Regions from separate parts of the Homo sapiens genome. Here region 1 is linked to region 2. The links are chromatin loops, found by intact Hi-C in ENCODE. Cell type or tissue: PC-3. All regions are shown on one strand. Each heading gives the region's core, and the rest is flanking DNA. Links, peaks and the distances in the headings are about the cores only. Region 1 has its middle 30 kb from the start of C3orf38. Region 2 has its middle 220 kb from the start of VGLL3.

What was found. Peaks named below come from ENCODE experiments on the same cell type or tissue, not always from the same donor. Only the 100,000 strongest peaks of a DNase experiment are listed, where the experiment ranks them.
Region 1: it touches region 2 in a loop (11-fold over the local background); 3 of 110 quality-filtered maps call a loop at or near these places.

The regions. Positions count from the first base shown.
Region 1 is chr3:88,177,499-88,182,888 of GRCh38, forward strand. No RefSeq gene overlaps it. Among named protein-coding and RNA genes, the nearest start is that of C3orf38, 30 kb to the left of the region's middle. In PC-3, for the core only: CTCF peaks have their summits at 3,098 (motif pointing left) and 3,309; no DNase peak of the experiment used is centred there.
Region 2 is chr3:86,771,855-86,777,244 of GRCh38, forward strand. No RefSeq gene overlaps it. Among named protein-coding and RNA genes, the nearest start is that of VGLL3, 220 kb to the right of the region's middle. In PC-3, for the core only: a CTCF peak has its summit at 2,419 (motif pointing right); a DNase peak (open chromatin) is centred at 2,427.

The DNA of each region.
Region 1 (5,390 bases), core at 209-5,208, 1.4 Mb after region 2:
CAGGAAGGTTTAAAGCAAGTGGAAGAGTAAAGATAAAGGAATTTGGCTGGGAGCATAAAGTAGGAATCTGAATAAAGGATTTTGGTCTGCACTTAAACTGTGTGCAAGCCTCATTTCATTTAAATGAGGTAAAAAGGCAAATAGATATGGCTATAAAGTGGGAAGCCTGAGCCGATGTTGCAGTGTTTAGCCTAAAATATTCTAGCTAGACACCCTAAGCATATTGCTTATATTTTATAAAATGAATTTGGTACAAATTCTTAAATATCTAAATTAAATATCTCAAAGTAAAATTTTGGGGATTATTTAGACAATCCTCTGGCTAATTTCAAGTGCTTTTATGTTGTTGATAAGAACAAAAAGCTTCCTTTTCTCTATGTCCCAAATTAAGACTGAAATTCATAAGCCCCCAAAAGCAATTTGTTGTCATTTTTCATAAGACTTACATAATATTAAAATATGCACCTATCTTCAGTAGCTATTATCCAAAAAGTATATAAATAAAGACAAAGTTAGAGGCAAAAGTTACTATCAAGCTGTAGTAATCCAGACAGTGTGGTAAAAATAAGGATCCACAGATGAATGGAATAGAATAAAGAACGTAGATATACACTTGCACTTACATAGACATTTGCTTTTTAACAAAGCCAATGAGGAAAGAAAAGTCCCTTGGAATACTAAATATCCATATTTTAACAAAACCCCTTGACTCACACCTCATACTATACAGAAAAATCAATTTTGGATCATAGACCTAAACATAAAAGCTAAAACCATAAAACCTTTAAAGGGAAATAGAATATTTTTATGACTTGGGGATAAGCAAAGGTACCATCAGGTACAGAAAGTAAAATCATTTAAGAAAAAATTGATAAATTATATTTCTTCAAAATTAAAAGTTTCTGCTAATTAAAATGAACATTAAGAAATAAGCTAAGACTGGAAGAAATATTCACAAAGAAATATTCACAAATAAAGCTAAGACTGGAAGAAATATTCACACCTGACAAAGGACGGGTATGCAGAATACATAGAGTACTCCTACAACTCAGCAATAGAAAGTCAAATAACCTAATTAAAACTGGGCAAAGTATTTGAATAGACAATTTATAAAAAAAGAAGTACAAATTGCCAATAAAATCATTAAAGAGTATACGATGTCAACTGTCACTATGGAAATACATATTAAAACCAGGAGACAAGACACTACCACCAGAATGACTATAATTTAGAAAGATAAACATTACCAAATGCTAGTGATGTTATAGAAAAACTGGACCTCTCATACATTTTTTGTAAGGATTGTATAATGCCACAACTAAATGCTAAATGCTAAAACTAAAGATATCCCTACACTATGGCCCAGCATTTTCACTAATAAGCATCTACTAAAGGGAAATAAAAGCATATATTCACAAAAAGACATATCCAAGAATATTCATAGCAGCTTTGTTCAGAAAAGCCTCAAAAAGGAAATAGCTCACATGTTCAGTTAGAGATTGGATAAACAAACTATGGCATATATAGTGAAATACTCCTCTATAATACAAATAAATGAATTATACATTGCATTCAACATGAAGGCTTAGTGAAAGAAGATTTAAACAAAAGGGTACATACTTTGTGACTCCACTTATAAGAAAGCCTAGAACAAACAAAACCAATCTGCAGTGGAAAAAAAAATAACATTGGTTGCCTCTGGAGAGTTGTTGGGGTAGGAATTTACTGTGAAGGTTATGAGAACTTTCTTACAGGAAGGTCACGTTCTATATCGTGATATGGGTTTGACTGTGTACAGATGTATGTATTTGTCAAAACTCAGTGAATATACACTTAAGAGTTGTACATTGTAGTATATGTACATTTCACATAAACACACACAAATATTGAACTCTAAAGTGCTTACATAAATAAAAGAGATTTAATGGATGGGGGATGGATTGATGGATGGATATGATAAAGCAAGTATACTAAACTGTTAATAGTAGGACCTTGTGGAAGATATACAGGTACTCATTTAAAATTCTTTCAATTTTGCTTTATGTTTGAAAATTTTTATAATGTTCAAAGAAAAATATCAAAAACAACAACAGAAATTAGTTTGTTCATGTTTCAGATAAAATGACATTTTACTGACAGAGACTGCCAGAATATTATTTTGGTTTGACATTACTAAGTAGTTTGTCTACTTATGCCAGAGTTGGAATGATTAATTAAAATACCCTTAACATACATAATAATGTGGTTTGAAACATTTATGAAACAATAATCTCAAAACTGAGGAATATGCTAATATTCACACTGAAAACTGAGGAATATGCTAATACTCACAACTTGACATGTAATTTGAATGTCTATATGTTTTAAAAATCTAGAATTTTGAGAAATTTGGATTTTTAATCCATATTAATCTGTATGAAGTTAACTCCCAACTATAACAAATTTAGCATATCAATAATTAACTTCTCAACATACATACAGTACAATAAATACTATAAATATATAACAGTCTTGAATAACTAAGCAATAGGTAACATTTTCAACACTAAGTAAACTTGAATAATAAAATGTTTTAGGGGCTGCATAGAGCTATGTATATGGATAAACAGATGCCTTTTATTCTAACACAAATTTGCTCTGAGGGATAGGCTTATTTTTATTGACAAGTTATCAATTTTCTCAGGATTTTAATAAAATCTTCATTTTTACAATATTTTTTCATTTTATTTACTTTTTATTTAAAACAAAATAGATTCCTAAGCAAATTAACACAAGATTTTTTTCCACTTTAGAGTACCTACTTTAAATTGTTTAATTTTAATTTTATTTAAATGTGTTCATTGGATCACATTTTACTAGAAACTAATTTGTTAAGGCCCAGATAACATGTGATAATACTGCAAAACTAATTTATTTTTCTTCATCCTCCCTTCTTACCCATTGATTTTTTTTTTCTTTTAAAATTAAGAAAGAATCAGAGTACTTTATCTGTCCTCTTCTTGTTCAAAACCCAAATGCTGCTGCGGATCATTTTGAAGGAAGGAAGCTTATAATAGCACCTTAAAGTAGAAAGTGGAAATTTGGTGACATCTTGTGGCCAAGGCTTTTCTCAGAGTGTTTCATGTCTATGTCTTAGAATTGGCTTTGTAGTAATGCAATTCCAACTGGTAAACTTACGCTTCTGAGGGTACTTGGAGACTTTCTGGAAAATTTGGCTGATCTAAAGAGTGTTAAGGCAATCAGTTTTCTGATCCTCAATGTCCTTTGCATTTTCCCCAACGAACTTGGTTTACGTGCTATACCATGTTTCCAGCCTTATTTCTTTTTTCTTTTCTCTTTTTTCTTTTCTTTTCTCTTCTCTTCTCTTCTCTCTTTCTTTTTTCTTTCTTTCTTTCTTTCCTTTCTTTTTTTTTCACAATTGCTGTTCTTCCATTTTACAAAATAAACACCTACTTCTCATCCCTTCTGAGTCTCACTATAGTGCATTGCCCTGTGGTATTAAAAACCTCTGGATGCTAGTCAAAGAGAATTTTCAATTATTAGTGTTTGTAAAGAGAAAGGAAATCACTATAATGATTGTTCAACAAAAGTTTTGTTAAGTCAAGTGGTTGCTAAACTATCTTTTAAATTATTTGATTCTAACAAAATTAAAGAAAAACTATGCTTTGGGAGGTCAAGGTGGGAGGATATCTCGAGCCCAGGAGTTCAGGACGAGCCTAGGTAACATAGCAAGATCCCATCTCTTAAAAAAAAAAAAAAAAAAAAAAAAGGAAAAAAAAGAAAAAAGAAAAAAATTAGCAAGGCCCGGAACACCTGACTGTAGTCCCAGGTACCTGGAGAGCTGAGGTGAGAGGATGACTTGAGCCTAGAGGCCAAGGCTGCAATGAGCTGTGATTATACCACTCTACTCCAGGATGAGCAACAGAAGCTGTGTCTCAAAACAAACAAACAAACAAATTGAAATAAGTTTTCATCTGATGCTCTGCTTACTAAAAGTAAATCTTGACAATAAATTACTATCTGATTATTTTCCTTTTGATCTAAAATTTGCATACATTAAAATGGACAAGTAAATTAGGAATGCATTTAAATTTGGATGATATTGTAATTTTGTCTCTACTTATAACCATAATTTGGGTATAAATCATGCTTACACCCAAAACCAACAACAACAAAAAATTGGAATGGAATTGATAACAAACCCTGACTTAGTCAAGCAGTAAGAATATTAATTCATCTCAGTAAATTATGGATTTCCAGTAAAATATGTGAACTAGTTAGGTTGTTTTGATCAATTATATGACAGTAACAATTGTAATAATTCAATCTGGAAGACATTTTTTACCACAAAATATTGTGGGGAAGTTTCTAAAACTTATGATCACATTGTTGTTGCTTAGAAATATTGTACAATGATCAATAAGTCTTTTAAAAGCACAAAATGGTGAGGTCACTTCCAAGATGGCCAAATAGGAACAGCTCCAGTCTGTAGCTCCCGGTGAGATCAACACAGAAGATGGGTGATTTCTGCATTTCCAACTGAGGTACCTGGTTCATCTCATTGGGACTGGTTGGACAGTGGGTGCAGCCCACGGAAGGTGAGCCGAAGCAGAGCGGGGCATCGTCTCACCTGGGAAGCGCAGAGGGTCAGGGAATTTTCCTTTCCTAGCCAAGGGAAGCCATGACAGACTGTACCTGGAGGAAAGGTACACTCTTGCCCAAATACTGCACTTTTCCCAGTCTTAGCAACCAGCAGGCCAGGAGATTTCCTCCCATGCCTGGTTCGGCAGGTCCCACGCCCAAAGAGCCTTGCTTACTGATAGCACAGCAGTCTGAGATTGGCCAGCAAGGCTGCAGGCTGGAGTGGGGAGGGGCATCTGCCATTGCTGAGGCTTGAGTAGGTAAACAAAGTGGCCGGGAAGCTCAAACTGGGCAGAGCCCACCACAGCTTAGCAAGGCCTACTGCCTCTCTAGACTCCACCTCTGTGGGCAGGGCATAGCTGAACAAAAGGCAGCAGACAACTTCTGCAAACTTAAATGTCCCTGTCTGATAGCTCTGAAGAGAGCAGTGGTTCTCCCAGCATGGCGTTCGAGCTCTGAGAATGGACAGACTGCCTCCTCAAGTGGGTTCCTGACCCCAGTGTAGCCGGACTGGGAGACACCTCCCAGTAGGGGCCGACAGACACCTCATACAGGCAGGTGCCCCTCTGGAACGAAGCTTCCAGAGGAAGGATCAGGCAGCAATATTTGCTGTTCTGCAATATTTGCTGTTCTGCTGCCTCCACTGGTAATACCCAGGCAAACAGCGTCTGGAGTGGACCTCCAGCAAATTTCAACAGAACTGCAGCTGAGGAGCCTGTTAGAAGGAAAACTAAAAAACAAAGGAATAG
Region 2 (5,390 bases), core at 241-5,240:
CACTGTCTGGCTTCTCCCCACTGTCAGCATCCACTCCAGTCTTGGAGCAATGTGGGGCCAAGCCTGGGCACTGTTGCAGCCTGGCCAGGGATGCACACACTTGGGACAATGCTGAGACACAAGGCCCCTGCTGCCTCGAGCCCCTCTGGACTTCGGGCGCCAACAGGCATGTGAGGGAGGCCAAGGGAGACTAAGGACAGCCCTGTGCTGGCCTACAGATGCCCCTTTGCATGAGCAGCCTGGGCACCATAGATGGCAGCAGGAGACAGACAAGCTCCTGGGTGGAAGGGGGCAGTCCCCAGTGAGGCCTCACCTTCAGGCCAGGGAAGGCCTGAAGGCTGGCAGTCAGGCTGCCAGTCATGCAGACTGGAGTAAGTGCATGTGGTGCCTTTTCCGGGCCACCCATGGCCACCCATGGACCAATCAGCACACACTTCCTCTCATCTGAGGCCCATATAACCCCAGGGCTCAGACAGAGCAGAACAGACATCAGAACAACTAGCTGCAGAGAGGAACAGTCCACTCCAGGGCCTCCTCTCTGCTGAGAGCTGGGGAGACAGGACAACCTCCCTGCAGAGAGAAGCTTCCCACTCCAGGGCCTCCTCTCTGCTAGGAGCTGAACACTCATCTGGACACTGTGGCTGCATGGCTGTGGAAAGGAGCTGCCCCCCTGCAGGAGACTTAGCTGTTATATCACTCAATAAAGCTCCTATTCATCTTGCTCATAGTCCCACTTGTTTCCATATCTCATTCTTCATGGTGGTAGGAGAAGAACTCTGGATCTGTCAAATGGTGGGGCTAAAAGAGCTGTAACACAAACAGGGCTGAAACATGTCCCTTGCTCGACACACTGCTGCTGAAGAGTAAAGAAGAACTGAGGCCCTTCAGAAATCCCAGACCTGGAAGCTTCTGTAGCCAGGGCGGTGACTCTTTGGGGCTCTGCAGTTCCTGGCATCTCAAGCCAGCACCTGGAGCTGCCTGTCCCGCTGTGGTAGCTGTCACATCTGATTGTGCTCAGTGGCTAGACCCCACATTCATTCACACACCCTTTGCTGTTCCACACCTGAATCACGCTTGGCAAGTATGGGACCCAGGCTGGTAGTGTGAGCTGAGTGCAGATTGCCAGGACAAGCAGGTAAAACAAGCCCAGTAGGCCCGAGCTACTAGGGCAACTAGGGCAACAATGCCACCCACAGAGGTTTCCGACCAGAAAAATGACACCCCAATGATCCTGTAACAATATAACAGGGTTAGAAATTAATTATGAATGCTAATCTTATAGAATAGTCATTTCCCAGATTAAGAGTACAGAAACAGGTGCAAAGGTACATTGACCTTTCTCAAAGAAAAAAAATGATATTCATTCCTTTCTATTAATGTTAATTTTAAGACAAATAAGTCATATGTTTTCGTTCATTTTATAATAAATCACTTCCCTTTCTATAATATGTAATATTAATTGTGTCCAGGTACCAGGACATTTTAATCTTTGCATTAGTCAATTCTCACTATATGAAAAAGTTGCTTCTCTTAGCTACAGATAATTATAAAGACCCAGTAAGTTTTTCATATACACCAGCCTTCCCTCACAAAAGCACGTGCATCTCCCAGCAGGTGGATGAAGACAGGGGCAGCGGGAGGCTGATAACAAGCTCTTTTTACTAAGCAAATATTTCAAAGGAAAGATATTAACTTATCAATATTGTCCTTGAGTATAATGAGCATTTTAAATAACACACACCTGAACTTTTCATTTTGAGTGTTTTATTTTAGAAATGTATGGCTTTCTGTATTTATCATTTATTTTGAAACTACATGTATCTGCTCTCGCAAACCTCTCCTTCATTCAAGAAAATAGACTCTCTACCACACAGAAGAGCATGAATGTGCAACCAATAATTATTTTTGTTTGTCTAATTATCATTCTATCCAAATAACTTCAATATATTTTTCTGCTTTTATAGGTAATTAATTTCTAAAGTTAGTATTGACAACAAATACATCATATACATTTTAATTTATGTGACATAACTAAGTGAACCAGTGTACATACAAGTGCTTGAGAAATTCCTACATGATTACAAATACTTAAACAGTACATGATAGCTAGTTAGACTTTTAAAACTTCACATAACATTTGACAGTTCCTTTGGAACCTGATTTGGAAGATTATGCCTTACGGCAACAGCTCTATCCTGTTCGTTCTAACCTTGAAGTTTTACATTTTGTAAATAGCAAAGCAAGCCTTGGAAAACCTTGTAATTGACAAGGTAATATATGAATACCATACAATGCATACACTGCATTTCTGTTTCTGTTTACTCATAACTTCATATGTATTAAATGACTGAGTCTGTAATTCCAATATGTAAATTCCAATTCAATAAGTTTTGCACTAGCCTTTTAAAAAAGACAAACTGTCGAGTATACCACTAGGTGGCAGAGAAAGATCAGAAAATTTCCATTACATACTCATGTATTAAAATGTATTTATAGTGCACTTAAAAGTCTTTCTTGAATTACATTTTATATATAAAATTGTGTTCGGTCTCAGTATGCTTTTAGTTATTATGAAAACATGTTTTATAAAGATTTTTACCAAATACATTTTAACAGGAAATATTTTATTCTTTGTGATATATACATATATGAAATATATAATACATTTCCGATATGTAAACACTATGTGTGTACATGAGTGTGTATGCACTGGCAAATTTTATACCCTATATAGAATAATACTTTAGGAAAAAGCAAAATGTAAACTAATCCTATGACATCCTACATTCACATTTTCTTTTGTGATAAAGTCTTAATTTAAAATTTTTCTAGCTAAGAATAATTCAATATAACTTATATTCATAAACTCTAACATTTTACTTTTATATCATTACATATATGACTGTATTTAAATTACTATATTTTATAATCAATGTAATTTGCTACTCATAGGTGTCTTCTAAATTATCTTTATTCATATTCATATTATTTTTGTAGGGTTACTGATTAATCAAAAGTTTCAAACAGCTACTGATATTTGAAGGAATGCTTCTACTTTCTATAGTTGATGAATTTGGTAAAATAATAGCATATTTTCTCTGATAATTCTTCGTCTTTACTCTCGCAAAGAGAGACAGTTTTTTTTTTTTCTAACAAAAAAATATGTGAAAGCAGCAGACTGAGCTAGCAAATGTCAGGTCCGGTTTTGCTTCCACAGCGGATATACTCTGTGATCCTTAGTAAATCAACATACTGATGCCAATTAATAAGTGAAAAGAGTTTAGTGACCTAAAATTCTAATGAAGGAGAGGAGAATGACTTCATTAATATGTAATTGATTTTTTTTTTTTTAGTTGCCAGGTTTAGAGAAGCTCGAACGGAACTTTTTACAATTTTTTAATTTTTAATTTTTGTGGGTACATAGTAGGTGTATGGATAGAAATTTTTTACTCAGTTTTAGACTATTATAAGCTTACTTGTTTACTTTCAGGTTGAATTTTTACAGTGTTCCTACGTTCCATCCTACCTGATTGGTCTTTTCATTTCTTACTTTTCCTCCCCAAATTTATCACCTATTATTTATCTTCCTTCATTCCCTCTCCACCTCTCCTCATTTGTTGTTTGAATGAATGAGTTGGAAAATAGGGATAAGATCTCGAAGAATCAGAAAGTTATGATTTAGAATTACTTGGTGGGGCAAAGGGATACGGATTGTTCTGTTTTTCTGAACTCTTTGGGAATTTTTAAAAAAACATTGGCACATTGACTTAGCATAAATAAAGCAGACTGGACATAAGGAAGATTCTCATTGCTGAGTTGCTGGGCAGAAATTTGGAATTCATTTCTGTATTTTCTAAAACATGTTATTATTTGCTAAAATATCTACAATCCCAAGCAACAAAAACAGATAAATAAGTTTAACTCTTTAAGTCTTTAATTCTGTGACTGATATGCTCACTTCAGGTAGGTAAATTATTTTCATAGCTGTGCTTACAAAACACTAAAACCTGTTTGCAATTATGATAGCACACAGTATATAGGCAACATTTTGAAGTCTTATGAGATTTTACTTTCTCTGCTATACCTTTGATGTTACTAGTAATATATTTAAAAAATAAATATTTTCAAAGTATTTTTCTCATCGAAAGAGGGTAAACACTTTATGGACAGGGACAGTATCTGAAACATTTTAAATGTCTGGAGATTCTTATTATATAGGCATTGAATAAATATTTGTGGATTATTTGATTACCTTCTTATCACCTAACTTCAGAAAAATCAAAATGATAGATATTAACAGAAATTCATTAGCCACACCAAGACCACTGCAGGCACCTGGTTTGAGCCTTCAACATTTTCCAGAGATTCTGGACTTTCAGTAACTCCTACTATTTCTATTCAGGCTAGGAGTGACAAGTTGGATAAAAACCATCACCTATAGGTAATTTTAGTAGCCTCTAATTTCCAGGCTAAATTGGAATTCCCCTCCCCAGGCCCCAAAATTAAAAGCAAGATCCAGGTTACTCTTTGGCAGATTATGACTGAACACATCACTCTGCCTTGGGATTGTTTTCTGCCCAGTGGTAATCAATATAAGCACAGGATTCCCAAATATGTGCTAACTGCCATCTTCTTATTCAGAAGTGGAGTTCTATCGTCCAAAAGGTCCATTTCTCAGATTTGCTAGATTACTTAGCAATCCACCAATTATGAAGTATAACCACAATGATGATGACAACAATATCACCAACACAGACTGATTTCTTATAATATGCCAAACATTATCCTAAGAGCTTAAATCGATTTGATACCTTTTGCTAAACGTGGTAAGATAACAATGTCAAAAAGCTCAAGAACAAAAATTGTATTTACTATGTCACCTGTAGGCTAAAATTGCCTGCAGTTTTGCTGCACAAATCAATGGGGGAATATTTTTCAATCTATTAACCTTGACATATATATGATATATTTTTCCTAATATTTTGAATTTTTCCCTTGATTTTTTTTAGCTCACTCTTGTAATCGTCCTAGGAAACCCTTACCACATATCAATCTGCCAACAGCTGAATAGATTAGTTCCTTACTAGTTCTTAAAAATTTCTTACTAATTCTTTCATCTCAAAGGAAAAATGATATATACATACATATTATACACACACATAAAATCTAATTATTTTTCCCTTAAAAAATCTATCCAGAATGTTACTTTCATGAAAAAAAACCCACAACCCTCTATGACCACATTTTCCCTAGATATAATGGATGTTGACAGACTTAAAGAAAAGAGAAAAAACATCACCAACTAAAGACACTAGTTGATATTACTGTCCTACTAAACTTTAAATATGTGCCTGTTTTTTTGGATTCTTGAAGTTAACCCGAACTTAGCA